Linked DNA regions of Homo sapiens: regions 2 and 3 are each linked to region 1. Evidence: chromatin contacts called from ENCODE Hi-C or POLR2A ChIA-PET data. All regions are on one chromosome and are shown on one strand. The core of a region is the stretch at or near the end of the contact, and the rest is flanking DNA. Distances in the headings are between cores, read along the strand shown.

Evidence for each region. A loop is a pair of places that touch in the nucleus more often than their neighbours do. ChIA-PET counts read pairs that join two places held with the same protein, here RNA polymerase II (POLR2A). Pooled maps may share reads with other maps.
Region 2: a pooled map shows a loop between it and region 1 (2.2-fold over the local background). The contact joins two enhancer-like sites. A Hi-C loop is called at or near these places in 3 of 50 pooled maps. POLR2A ChIA-PET finds 5 or more read pairs at or near these places in 2 of 52 experiments (T-cell and activated naive CD4-positive, alpha-beta T cell).
Region 3: a loop to region 1 is called in a map of OCI-LY7, with 5 times the contacts of the local background. The contact joins two enhancer-like sites. A Hi-C loop is called at or near these places in 1 of 168 maps with a recorded cell type or tissue (OCI-LY7), 3 of 37 single-sample maps with no recorded cell type and 4 of 50 pooled maps.

What each region holds. Positions count from the first base shown.
Region 1 is chr3:16,910,747-16,915,172 of GRCh38, reverse strand. All of the region lies in intron 1 of PLCL2 (phospholipase C like 2), which reads right to left. Among named protein-coding and RNA genes, the nearest start is that of MIR3714, 20 kb to the left of the region's middle. RefSeq lists an enhancer at 2,320-2,549. Within about 2 kb of position 2,617, at least 4 of the 41 ENCODE cell types and tissues checked have a DNase peak (open chromatin) inside an H3K27ac peak, as active enhancers do; they include OCI-LY7, where a contact is called at or near this core.
Region 2 is chr3:16,288,984-16,293,409 of GRCh38, reverse strand. All of the region lies in intron 5 of OXNAD1 (oxidoreductase NAD binding domain containing 1), which reads right to left. Among named protein-coding and RNA genes, the nearest start is that of OXNAD1, 26 kb to the right of the region's middle. Within about 2 kb of position 2,614, at least 7 of the 41 ENCODE cell types and tissues checked have a DNase peak (open chromatin) inside an H3K27ac peak, as active enhancers do.
Region 3 is chr3:16,372,806-16,377,231 of GRCh38, reverse strand. All of the region lies in intron 5 of RFTN1 (raftlin, lipid raft linker 1), which reads left to right. Among named protein-coding and RNA genes, the nearest start is that of OXNAD1, 110 kb to the right of the region's middle. RefSeq lists an enhancer at 3,390-3,439. Within about 2 kb of position 3,176, at least 8 of the 41 ENCODE cell types and tissues checked have a DNase peak (open chromatin) inside an H3K27ac peak, as active enhancers do; they include OCI-LY7, where a contact is called at or near this core.

The DNA of each region.
Region 1 (4,426 bases), core at 1,368-3,867:
AATTTTGTTTTACCACATTATAAAAGATATGTTTTAATTGATTTGTTCCAACATCCGTCTACTAAGACAGCTTTAAAGCAGATCAAATCTTCATTTCCTTAAACTCAAAAGTATTGTCTTTCAATTTATACAAATATTTTAGGCCAGAGGCAGTGGCTCATGCCTATAATCCCAGCACTTTGGGTAGCTGAGGTGGAAGGATCACTTGAGGATAGGTGTTCAAGACCAGCCTGGGCAACACTGCAAGATCTCTTGTCTACAGAAAAATTTAAAAATTAGCTGGACATTGTGGCATTTGACTGTATGTCTCAGCAACTCAGGAGGCTGAGGAGGGAGGGTCACTTGAGTCTAGGAGGCTGAGGCTGCTATGTTCATGCCACTGCACTCCAGCCTGGGTGACAGAGTGAGACCCTGTCTCTAAAAACAATAAAAAATACATAAAATAAATAAAGAAATATTTTATGAATTAATCTTTAAATCACACATACCCCCTAAATCCTGTAACAAGAAGACGCTAACAAATTCTATACAAATTTTTAATCATTCATTTTAACTTCATGAAAACCAAAGTTTACCAAATCTACGCAAAAAGATAGATACCTACATATTTTAATACAATGAAATTGGACCACCAAGAGAAAAAAAAAAACCTGGAAATTTAAATTCAGTTTATCATGTAAGAACACTTATATTTTAATTTATAAGCTGAGAATCCAATTCAACATACTAATTTTAATGACAGATGAATTTGAGAAATACATCTTTTGAAAACTTTCTTTCTTTTAGAAAACTTGACAACTTTCTTATGATCTTTCTCTTAGATCATATTAGTGTTTAAGACAATTAAATTGAATATGTTGCTCCCTAATTCCTCCACTCACTGTTCTATATATTTCTCCACATATAAAACTCACTGTATTATCCTCATGAAAACTTTATAGACTATATTAAGATCTATGTTAGAGTTACCTTAATTTTCTCTCCAACTACTTTCTCTCTCCACAACTCATAACTAAAGCACTTCTCATAAGTAATGGCATACACTGAAAGTCCCAAATTAAGAAGAAAGAAAAAGATCAACACTGGCTAAACACAACTGAATTGCATTTTAGAGCCACAAATTTAAAACATTATGACAACACATAGCATGGCTGCTAAAGGGCCCCAGGATCAGAGAATCTGGCAAGTCATATATCACAGGGTGTTGAAGAAAACATTTTTAAAAGAAACACATTATAGTGGGTGTTACATTAATGCTACAGTCCCTGTATTTCGATAATCTGAAATAAGGGTCTCCCTTTTATTCATAATAGGAGCAAAATTTACAGGCAGATCTTTCTTCCATAAAATCATTAATTTCTAAATCTAGCACCCCCAGTGTTCTATTCAAAATTATTATGAAGATCTTTTTAGCAATACACTGTCACAAAAATAATGACTACATGACAGCTATTTTTTACATATATACACATACATAAATATATTTATATATTCATATTCTATTCAGTAATTGGACTTCATTTCTCTTTCTCAAAACAAGGTCATTTCACAAAATCTTTGACTAAATGTAAATATTTGTTTTTCTTAAAATTTAAATCTATAATTTAAAATGATATAATTTGAGGTAAACATATCAGAAGGCAGTCAACCATTAAAATATTAATTCGTTTGCTTACTAATCATAACAGAATCCCAGCAATAATCTGAAAATATAATTGAGAAAAATTTTACACCACACCTTACATCATTAGGTAGTGATCCTCTTTCTAAATGAAAATTAGTAAACCCACAGAAGAGTCTTACTAGATAAAAGATACAGGGCACACCTACAACCAAATTTCCAGCGAATGGGTAAGAAAAGTCCCTAGAGGAAAGCTGGGCTTGCTAACCAAAAGGAGAGGGAGAGTAATTCTGGAATAGGGTACAGATTACAAGACTACAAGAGAGGTGAAGTAATGTCAGTTTGCGAGGCCCAGTCTGGCCAAGACGGAGGTTGGTGAGAAGCAGAAGAAGATGCTAGAGTAGTACTGATGATACATGGGAGGTCCTGGAAACCAAGAGGAAGGTTAGGGCTTCAGCCTCAGAGCAAAGGGTATCATAGAACATGTTGAGAGAATTTCACAAAGTAGTGCTGTAGGAGAACTAATCTGGAAACTGTGAAAAAGGATTTGGGGGAAAGGGAGAAGAACAGAAGGAAGGGAGGTTAATTCTTGTAATTATCTAAGCATGTGTTGGAGACAGGAGCCTGGTACCAGCATCAGAAACAATGGGACAGATGTGGGGGATGATGAGAATACAGTCAGCTGGTGGGAGGAGGCCATCTTCCAACACCAATGTCTCAAAAAGCGTTTTGTTCCATTGGCTGGTTTGGTTGGAAAGTGCATTATTTATAGATCTAACATGAATTTATCTCACAGTCAACAGCAATTCAGAATTGTGCATTAATATTTTTTAAAGCAAAGAAAACAGTCAAAGAAAGCAGAATAATTCAGTGGAGAGAGCACCTGGTCTCACAGTCAGAAGCCCACAAATCTATTTCTGGCTTTTTGAGCAATGTTGCTCATCACCTTGCACAACTGAATCAGTCTCAGTTCCCTTCAAAGAAAAATGGTAAAGCAAACTAATATGACTGTTGAAGTGTTACAAGGGCAGAAACAAACTCAAATCTTTGAAAGTGCTTGAAGTAAAACCACTATACACATGTTAAACCACTAACAAGTAATATTTTCTAAATATACCACATGGACCTTCAATTTTGTCCAACTATATACATTCTTTCTTTTGATAAGGACACAGATGTCCAAACACATGAATACCAAAATTCACCATTCTACCTACTTGTTTCATCCTTCCATGTCAGTTTTGCTTCTAAGGTTAAAGACCAATCACAATCTTGATAAAATTTTGAAACACTATTTGGCTATTTAAAAAAAAAAACTGACGTGAAGTATTTCCATAAATTCAAACCCAGATCAAATATTTTAAAACAAAAATAATTTAATGGTTGCATTAAACCACTGGGGAGGGTGACTATGAGGCAAGGCATCCATATACTACTACATATTAAGTATCCCTTCTCTGGAATGCTTGGAACCAGAAGCGTTTCAGATTTTTTTGGGATTTTGGAATATTTGCATATACCTAATGAGACATCTTAGGGATAGAATCCAAGTCTATACAAGAAATTCATTTATGTTTCATATACATCTTATACATATAGCCTGAAGGTAATTTTATACAATATTGTTAATAATTTTGTGTACGAAACAAAGTTTATGTACACTGAAAGCAAAGGTGCTGTTAGGGTATGGAATTTTCCACTTGTGGTATCATGTTGGTACCCAAAAAGTTTCAGATTTTGGAACATTTTGGATATTTGAATTACAGATGCTCAGCCTGTATTCATGAAAACAAAGGGACAAATAAATGATCATTTGTATTTTGCATGAAAATTGATTATCAGGAACACCTAAAAATAACTAGAGACAGTTCAGGTTTCCTCTTCACCATTTGAGTTGTGACTGCATGAACTCTGGGAGTCCAGCACCTTTGTATGACAAAAGTGAAGCTTATAGATGATTAGCTAATTGGGAAAGGAGGCACTGAACTCCTCTTTCTTAAAGATCTGGGTTTGTTCCAAAGAAAATATAATCTAATATATGAGTTAGATTCAGATTTCCTAGAACTAGGGAGACAAACTAAGTAAATTCTAAAGATACTCTGGAGTATTCTTTGTCTGCTCCTTAGTTTTAAATAGTGTCCCTACTCTCCCACTAAGCTATGATATTAAAATAAAAATAACTTTGCAAATATAAAATTAAGAATATATTAATGCAAAACTATGGAGAAAACTTTGGAGCCTGACAGACCTGTATTCAAATCAGAGCTGTGCTCATTACTTTTTTTTTTTTTTTTTTTTTGAGACAGAGTCTTGCTCTGTGGCCCAGGCTGGAATACAGTGGCGCTATCTCGGCTCACTACAACCTCCGCCCCCCGGGTTCAAGTGATTCTCCTGCCTCAGCCTCCGGAGTAGCTGGGATTATAGGCACATGCCACCACGCCCAGCTAATTTTTGTATTTTGGGTTGAGATGGGGTTTCACCATGTTGGCCAGGTTGGTCTCGAACTCCTGGCCTCAAGTGATCCACCCACCTTCGCCTCCCAAAGTGCTGGGATTACAGGGTGAGCCACCGTGCCTGGCCCCATTACAAATTCTACATTGGGAATAATACTTACAGCACACTATCACTAGTTATATCTCGAAGATAAAACCAAAGTGTTTGTTGATAGACTTGATGTAGTACATGAGATAAGAAAGGAGTCAAGGATGACTCCAAGGCCTGAGCAACTGAAAGGATATTATCAAACTAAGAAAGAAGGCTACAGATGGAGCAGGCTGGGTGGGGAAAAGGGGGGGTTGTGTTTCA
Region 2 (4,426 bases), core at 1,365-3,864, 620 kb after region 1:
ATTAGAACTAATAAATTCAAATAAGTTTGCAGGATACAAGATCAACAGACAAAAATCAACTGTATCTCTATACACTAGCAACGAACAATCCAAATGTGAAATTTAGAAAACCAATTACACTTATAATAGCATAAAAAAGAATAAAATAATTGGGAATAAATTTAACAAAATAAGTGTAAGACTTACACAGTAAAAACTACAAAACACCATTGGAAAAAAATTAAAGATCTAAGTAAATGGAAGCATATTCCATGTTCATGGCATGGCAGACTTAAATATTGCTAAGATGGCAATACTCCTCAAATTGATCCACAGATTCAATGCAATACTTACTAAAACCCCAGGTGTTTTCATTGTAGAAATTGACAAGTTGATCATAAAATTCATATGGAAATTTGAGGAACCCATAATCATCAAAACAATCTTGAAAAAGAAGTTTACATTTGTAGGACTCACAGGTCCTGATTTCAAAAGTTACTACAAAGCTACAGTAATGAAAATGCTGTTGTACTGACATAAGGACAGACATGTAGATCAATGGAAAAGAACGGAATGTCCAGAAATAAAGCCTTAAATTCATGGTGAATTGATTTTAGACAAGGCTGCCAAAGCAATTTAATGGCAAAAGAACAGTCTACTCAACAGTGGCACTGGGAGAACTGAATAACCACATACAAAGAATGAATTTGGACCCCTATTTCACAACATATACAAAAATTAAGTCAAAACAGAGCAGAAACTTAAATGTAAGAGCTAAAATTATAAACTCTTAGAATAAAACACAGGAGTAAGACTTCATGGCAATGGCTTCTTAGATATGACCCCAAACCAAAAGGGTTGGAAAAAAAATAGAGAAACAGATTTCATCAAAATTTAAAACTCTGTGCTACAAATGTTATCATCAAGAAAGTCAGGGCCAGGCACAGTGGCTCATGCCTATACAAATCCCAGCACTTTGGGAGGCCGAGGTGGGTGGATCACCTGAGGTCAGGAGTTCGAGACCAGCTTGGCCAACATGGTAAAACCCCGTATCTACTAAAAATAAAAAAATTAGCTGGGCATGGTGGCAGATGCACCTGTAGTCCCAGCTACTTGGGAGGCTGAGGTAGGAGAATCACTCGAACCCAGGAGCAGAGGTAGCACTGAATCGAGATCGTGCCACTGCGCTCCAGCCTGGGCGACAGAGTGAGACTCCATTTCAAAAAAAAAAAAAAAAAGTTAAGAAGACAATCTACATAATGGGAAAAATATTTTTAAATAATATATCTATTAATATTAAGGTTCTTGTATTCAGATTATATAAAGAACTCTTACAACTCAGTAATAAAGAGACAACCAAATAAAAAACTGACAAAATACTTTAAATTAATATTTCTTCAAAGAAGACATATAAATGGCTAATAAGCACATGAAGAGATGTTCAACATCAATAGTCATTAGGGCAATGTAAGTCAAAATCATAATGAGCTGGCAGTTCACACCCACGTGGATGGCTATAATCAAAGAGACAAACAATAGTGTTAGGGTCTGGAGAAATTGGAACATTTATACATTGCTGGTGGGAATGTAAAATGGCACAGCCACTCTAGAAAACAATTTAATAGTGCCTGAAAATGTTAGTTAGTTAGCATATGACCCAACAATTCCATGCCTAGGTTTAGACCTAAGACAGGTGAAACTGTATGTTCACTCAAAAACTTGTACATGAATGTTCATGGCAGCATTATTCACAATAGCCCCAAAGTGGAAACAATGTAAATGTCCATCAGCTAATGAAGATATAAACAAAATGTGGCATATCCATACAATGGAATGAAGTACTGATACAGGCTACAACATAGATGAACCCTGAAATCATGTTAAGTGAAAGAAGCCAATCACAAAAAGACCACACACTGTATTGTATGATTCTGCTGGTATAAAATGTCTATAAGAGACAAATCCATAGAGACAAAATAGATTAGTGGTCATCTAAGCCGGGCAGGAGGATAGGGAATGAATAAGAATCATTACAGAGTTTCTTTCTGGGATAAAAATGTTCTAAATGTGATTGTGCTGATAGCTGCACAACTCTGTTAATATACTAAAACCTCTGAATTGTACACTTTAAATGTTTGAATTTTATATGAATATATCTCAACATAACAGTCTTTTTAAGTTTTAAAAAGTATGAAAAAAGGGTCAAGAAAAGCAACAAAAACTCTCCCACTAGTATTTGACAGACTTAATAGGCCGATATGGCCTCTGAGTTACACAAGTCTTAACGTTTCCTTCTTTTCTTCTAACCACATCCTGTAGTCTAGAACTCCTGGGTTTCAAGCTTTCAATAATTCTATGCCACAGAAACCCTTTTTTGGTGAGGATTCTAGGAAATGCAATAAACCTAGTCACATACCAAGAAAAATGTATTGGAACACAGAACCACAAAAAATTCTCATCCCCATATCTGGGAAACATAAACATCCAATCTAGGTGTTTCACAGCCATCACAAGAGCAAAAAGTATCATCCTTCCCCAGTTGCTTACCTACATACAGGCCTAAAAGAAAAGCAAAAGATGTTCTCTAATCTGATCTATGACCTTAAAAAAATATTCTCCTGCAGTCTATGGCCTTACATTTCCAGTCATTTATTATAAGTGTTTAAAAACCAGTTCTGGATTGGAAGTGCTCCAGAAAAGGTCTTTGGCCAACTTTAACCTATTTTCACTTGACTCTTTTCCATGAGTACTTTAACTTTCTTTTCATTTCTGACAAGATAAAAATTTAAAAGACTATCGTTAGCATTTGTTAACACAGTTGCTATATGCTATCACAGAGGAGGTATACAAAAATCTCCATTATTTCCATGTTTAAAAAATAAATACATTAATAAGCTACTTTTGCTGCTTCATCTCCTGAACTACAGTGCCCTCTGCTGCTCAATGCTGATGAAGGCCATTCTCTCAGTTGAATGAAAGGGAACCAACCCTCTTCTCTAGTAACTCTGGAAAGCTACCTTTGGAAAAAAAGGACTCCTTCATTAAAAAATACAGAAGAATTTAAGTTACATAAAAACTTCATCTGAATGGATTTAAGAAAATATGCACAATACATATTTCATAAAACATCTGTCCAAGAAAGAATTATACCTTAAACACACACCTTTAAAAATGTCCTTTGCAGGATGAGCACTCTTGGAGCCATGAGTTAAAGCCCTTACTATATACCCAATGAGTGAGTGTATGCAGAAGGAGCCTAGGTGCGCGGTGAAGCAGTGGATGTCCACATCCAACCATGACACACCAGGCAGCCAGGTCCTGTCCACAAAGGGAGCCCCAGTGCCAAGCACACAGCAGCTATACTATGAGATCCCAGAACTCTTTAGTCCTTGCCTACAGTTCTCAGAGCCCCTCACTCATTCACTTAATGCAAACATCTAAGAGAGCACCTGCCTACCATATACAGGCACTGTGGTACTTGCTGGAGGTACAAAGATGCACATATGTCTTAGTTGCTGCCCTCAATGAACCCACTCTAAGAGGAGGAAAATTAACAAATACATACAATTAAATGGGCAATGATAAAATCTGCTTAGCGTAGCGAGGCAAGGCAGAGGAAGGAGGAGTCAATTCTACCAGGAGTACAGGAATTAAGAAAGACTTCACAGAAGAGATGCCCTTTAAACAGTCTTAAAAGACACACAATGCTTACCAGATGAGTAATGGGGGAGGACACAGTTTGAAAAAGATGCCAAGGAATACAGTGCTATGTTATGTGCAGTCCTGTGAGAATCAGGGCTGCCACACATGCTTGTGTAGGTTGCAAGGATATTATCTATCTACAGTGTGGCAGCCCTGCTCAAGGGTAGGTATAAAGTCTTATTTCTCTAATCTTGCTCCTCCAGTGTTTCTTCTTGGTGTCCTCTTTCTCTCAGCAGGGCTCAAAGTTGCTTTCTAGCATCTAAACTTATGTTATCTTGTAGAAAGTCAGACACACTAGGACCAGGAATTCCCTCCACTCTGTGAAAATGCTTTGGCCTTACTTCCCCTCAGGAGGCAAGCTATACCCAGCCAAGTGTGGATTGAGTACTGACTGGGGCATCAGTGGTGACATGGTGGTGATAAGCCCCCACTCCTGCCTGGCCTGCCACTCTTCCAATCAACAGCTTCAGTGCAGGGAAACTGACCAAGGAGATAAGAATTGGAATCTGTCCCCTGGGCCTTATCAGCACATATGATCTAACTGAATGAAATACTTATTAGCAATAACAAAAGCTAAAATCAAACAAATGAAGTTAACAGTAGGCATTATGCTAAACACTTTAAATATCCCAAAACGTAGGAATACTACTGCTCCCTCTTTGAAGATATGAGAACTGAAGCCCAGACAAATAAGGAAACTGACCACATCACAGAGCTGGCTGGTAGAAAGCAAGCATGTGAGCTG
Region 3 (4,426 bases), core at 1,927-4,426, 540 kb after region 1:
TTACCCACCATCCCTTCACGCCTCTCTGCTTGGTCTTTCCTGTGTGATAGACTAACAAGATTTGCCGAGGCCCTTAATAAGATTTACAGGGAGCAAAGTTTCCCTCCGTTTCTCTGTATTTCCTTTTTCTCTACTTTCTTCAGGAAATCAACCATCCATATTTCCCCCTTTCTCCAGGAAATCTAGCATCTGGTCATTTCCTGAGAGCAAGGTACTTACATAAGCCATGTAAGTAAGAACAAGTATGAAAACTAACAGAAGACCCCCAGGGCTTAGGAGGGCTTTCTGTTTAGGCCTTTCTGGATGATCTCCCTGGTTAATATTGTTATTACCATTTATTTACGAATTCTTGAATTTAGCCTCTTACAAGTGATAATGAACAGGTGGTGCTTCCAGAAGGGAAAACAAGGAGAAACAGTTTCTTTTGTTACATCAGAACTTCTTGAGAGGAAAATTATGGGATGGTTAATTCCAGGGGCTTATTTGCAAAGTTGATTTAGAGGGAGATATTGGAGCTGCGTCAGTTTTGTGATGTAGTAAGACTATTGTTTAATCAAGGCATTGAGCCTTCTTAGTATGCACTGAAGTAGAGCCCTTCATCTGTGTGATTTTTCGCTGTTTGAGGCACATGCCTGCTGCCCTCATGAAGTAGCTGAGCATGCATTTAAGCCCAGTGTGTCGTCCTCATGAACGCCCAGGTCTTAGTCCAGAAACCTCCATCTTCTCATGGAGGCTGGGCTGGATGTGTGTGCTCTGAATCCTGGGCAGGAAGATGGACCTCACTGGAGTCCTTCTGTACGGTCCAGGACTGTGGGAGGGCGAGAGTCAGGCCAGGCAGAGGCCCCCAGGAGAAAGGGCAGGAGTGATGGAGAGGTGAGGAGCATGGTGCTCAAGAATCTAGAGTATACATTCCGGCCTGCCTTCCGTGCCTCAGTTTCTCACCCTTTGAAATGGGGATAGAACGATAGTTTCTCATGGAAAGGTTAAAGTTGTACATTTAAAGCACTCGGCACTGTTTGACTCATGAGTATGAGCTGCTATTATTGGGGTACAGGCTCAGTAGTCCTGACACTCGACCTCCACCTCTCATGGAATCCTGGCTTTGAGAAAGGAGGCAGTTACTATTGAGGTTTCCTCAGTAGCTTTCAGATGCTTCCTGTGTTCCAGAGCCCACCTTCCTCCGATACTCCTTCCAGACTTCCTGCCTCCTGTGAGAGGATTATTCACTGGGGAAACTTGTCCAAGGAACTTCCGCAGGTGCCCAGGACCTTCTTGCTACCCCGTGGCCACTCACCTTCCTCACCCAGAATCTCCCCTGATGGCTGAACACAGAAAAATTGACACCCAAAGCATCTTGGCCCCTATCCCATCACCCAAGTCCCTGTTCTCTCCTGGAGAAACAGACCCTGCTGGGGAGGAATGGGTGAATGTGTGTGTTTCTGGAGGTGGTCAGCCCACCAGTGGATGAGAATTTCAGCTCTGCACGGGTAGGCCAGGAGGAGGGATTAAAGCCTCCTTCGAGCCCAGTCTCCCTAGGCAGGTAAACACTGCCTGTCTCTACACATAAAGCAGTCCCTTTATCTCTCTGCTCAGGCTGCGAATCTCTGAAATTTAGGCAGCTCACTATTATCCCTTTTCCCTCCTTTGATGGAATAGATGAGCTTTTGGGTTTTTCATACAGGGATCATTTCACATATAAGCCTTTCAGTGGTCACGATGGCAGTCACCCTCCAAGTGCCCTATTCTGTGTCCTTCTTGTGTCATCTCAGTAACTCCTCACAACAGCTTTATGGCAGAAGATGCTATTACTAGATCCATTTTACAAATAGGGAGTGTCACCTTTTATACCCCCATATAGTTAAATTTCTTTATCACAGCTTGAGTATTTGGCCTCCCTGAAGGCTGAACGTCCAGGGACCCTGTCCTTATTGGTTGTGACCCTCACCTGACCCCCAGCCTCTCTCCTAATCTTTCTCCTAGGAAGCCCACTCACTGTCACTCCCCCACAGGCACACACGGGCCCCCCCAGGCACCCCTCCCCACTGCCTGCTCAGCTCCCAGCTTGCCTTCTCTCAGAGCCCCCTAAGGGAGGGTGAAGTGTTTTTTACTCCTCTTCTGCCAGGTGGGCTTAAATAGGCAATCACAGCAAGACAATTAAAAAAAATCCAGAGGGAGTCTCCCTCCTCTTCCCTCCTTCTCCTCAGTTAATTTATTTCCTTTATAGGAGGCCTTGGGGAGAGGAATCTAGGCAATGCCTGCTCAGACAGGACTTTCCAGTGGATTCTCCATGCGGAAGCAGGGGCAGGTCGTCCCTCCCCATCTCTGCGGGCTCGGTGCAGCCGTCACGCCTCCTTGCCCCTGCAGGTTCTTGGGGAGGCCCGCCGTGGGTTCCTCTTCCTGCTCGCTGACTTATTTCCTGGTCTGGGGGAATTTCCTTTTGGTTGGAGGTCCGTGCTGTGCCGTGATCACCTGAGCCTGTGCAGGGACAGCCTCAGTGTCTCCGTTGCCACAGCTTCCATCAGAGAAACCAGGAGGCTAGACAGGTTCACGAAAATTCTAATCATTCTCACCGTCACCAAAATAACAAGTCTTCCAAGCACTGCCCTTCCTACCCTGCACCTCCTCACTTAAAATGCTTAGAAATGTCAGCCAGAAACCCAAGCGTGTGATGCCAATCATGTTTCTGGCTGAGAGGATTTTATTCAGTAGCCCTCCCTGGCTGCCAGCTCATTGTGAATGGCCAAAACCTGGGGGTTGGGCTTTCCTGATGTGAGGGCTCCTTCCCTCCCAACTCCCTTGGGATAGTTGGACCCCATGATGCGGCCCCCTCCCAGATCTGCCACCTGCCGCCATCTTTCTGGCCTTTTACTCAGTCCATTAACAAACAGCTATTGAGCTCCCACCCACGGTCATCAGCCCCTGCCTTCTGTGTCCTGATGAAGTTAGCCTCTTGTTAGATTTGGGAAAGAGCCCAGGGTTTGGGGTTTGAAAGACTCTTGGCTGTGCCACTTACTGGCTTGTGATTTCTGGGGGATCCACTTAGCACTTCTGGGCACAGAACCAGGGCCACCCCCTCTCATCAAGTTTGGGAGAGTCACATGAGATGGTGAAGGTGAAAGGCCCTTGTAAATATGGGACACATGCCTGTGGCTGCTGTCATGCTTGCAGGTGGAGTCCTGTGGATTGTTGTGCACGCAGCAGCGGTCCCTGCACTTTGCCTTTCCTGCTGCCCTGGCAAGCGGGCCTCACTATTAGTACCTGCTATTAGTACCCAAGCCTTAGCGAAGCTTGAGCAGCCTTGCCCAGATTTAGGCATCTGGATGGAGCAGCCTGGGGCCCTTCTACCCTCCTGCCCTGCCTCGCCACCATGGTGCCCACTGCCTCCCTTCCCAATGCAAACCTTTCTGCTTAGTTCCTTCTGCCCATGACCTCAGCAGCCTGCAGTCCCCACCCAGCTTGGACTGCCCAGCCAAGTGTGATGCCCACTTGTTCCTTCCAATGCAGCTAATGACCAGCTGCCTCCTCCTCCCACATCTAGCCCTTGGAGCCCCAGATTTTCACCCAGGCTCTAAACTCTTTCTTCTCTCCAGACCAGAGGTCTCCTGGGACAGCAGGGCCCAGCCAGTCCCCTGCTTACCCTCAAGACCTGGGCTCTCTGGGGCCCCACCTGCAGGCAAACTGCAGCCTTCCATCCTGTGCCAGAGTCCCCACGCCCAGGTACAGACCTCAGGGCTGGACAGCTGCCTCTTTCCTCCCCACTCCCTAGTAGCCTGGCAAGGCCTGAATGGACCAGGCTCCAAGGCTGGCAGGACTCAGCCACCCCCACCCTTGGGCCCCATGCCCCCTTAACCTGCCCTCACTTTCTCCTCTGGTTGGCTTAGGTCAATACGGTGAACACGTGTAACAGGAGGGATCTAAATGAGGCAAGGTGGGGGAAAGGGAGAGATGAGAAGACAGTCCAAATGCTCCTTGGGTGCTCTGCCAGTACAGTCCTTCAGCCACTCCCAGAACATTCTCAAAAACAATGCCTTCCCTATCCCTTTGGGACTTACCATCCCATGTCTGGAAAAATCTTCCAGCTGGGGTCATGGCAGAGTCACAGAGCAGCTGAGAAAATTTAAACAAACGTGGGGCTTCTTTTTGGAATCTTTGGTGCTTGCTCACGTGAGGATGTGTGTTGGAGAATCAGAATATTAAAACATCAAAGGACATCACTTTTGGACAGTTCTCTTGGCTGGTTTCCATGTGGGTAGAGAAAGGACTGGAGACAAGGAGATGATGGGGCAGAGGAGCGTACAAGGGTTATGCATGTGCAATCAGGTTTCTCCCAATATTTCATTGCTGCTGATGCTTTGGAGGCTCTTCGTTCCAACACTGTTTCCTTTTCCTGAGAAATTTATTTCTGTCTCTGGCTTCAGTCTGGCCC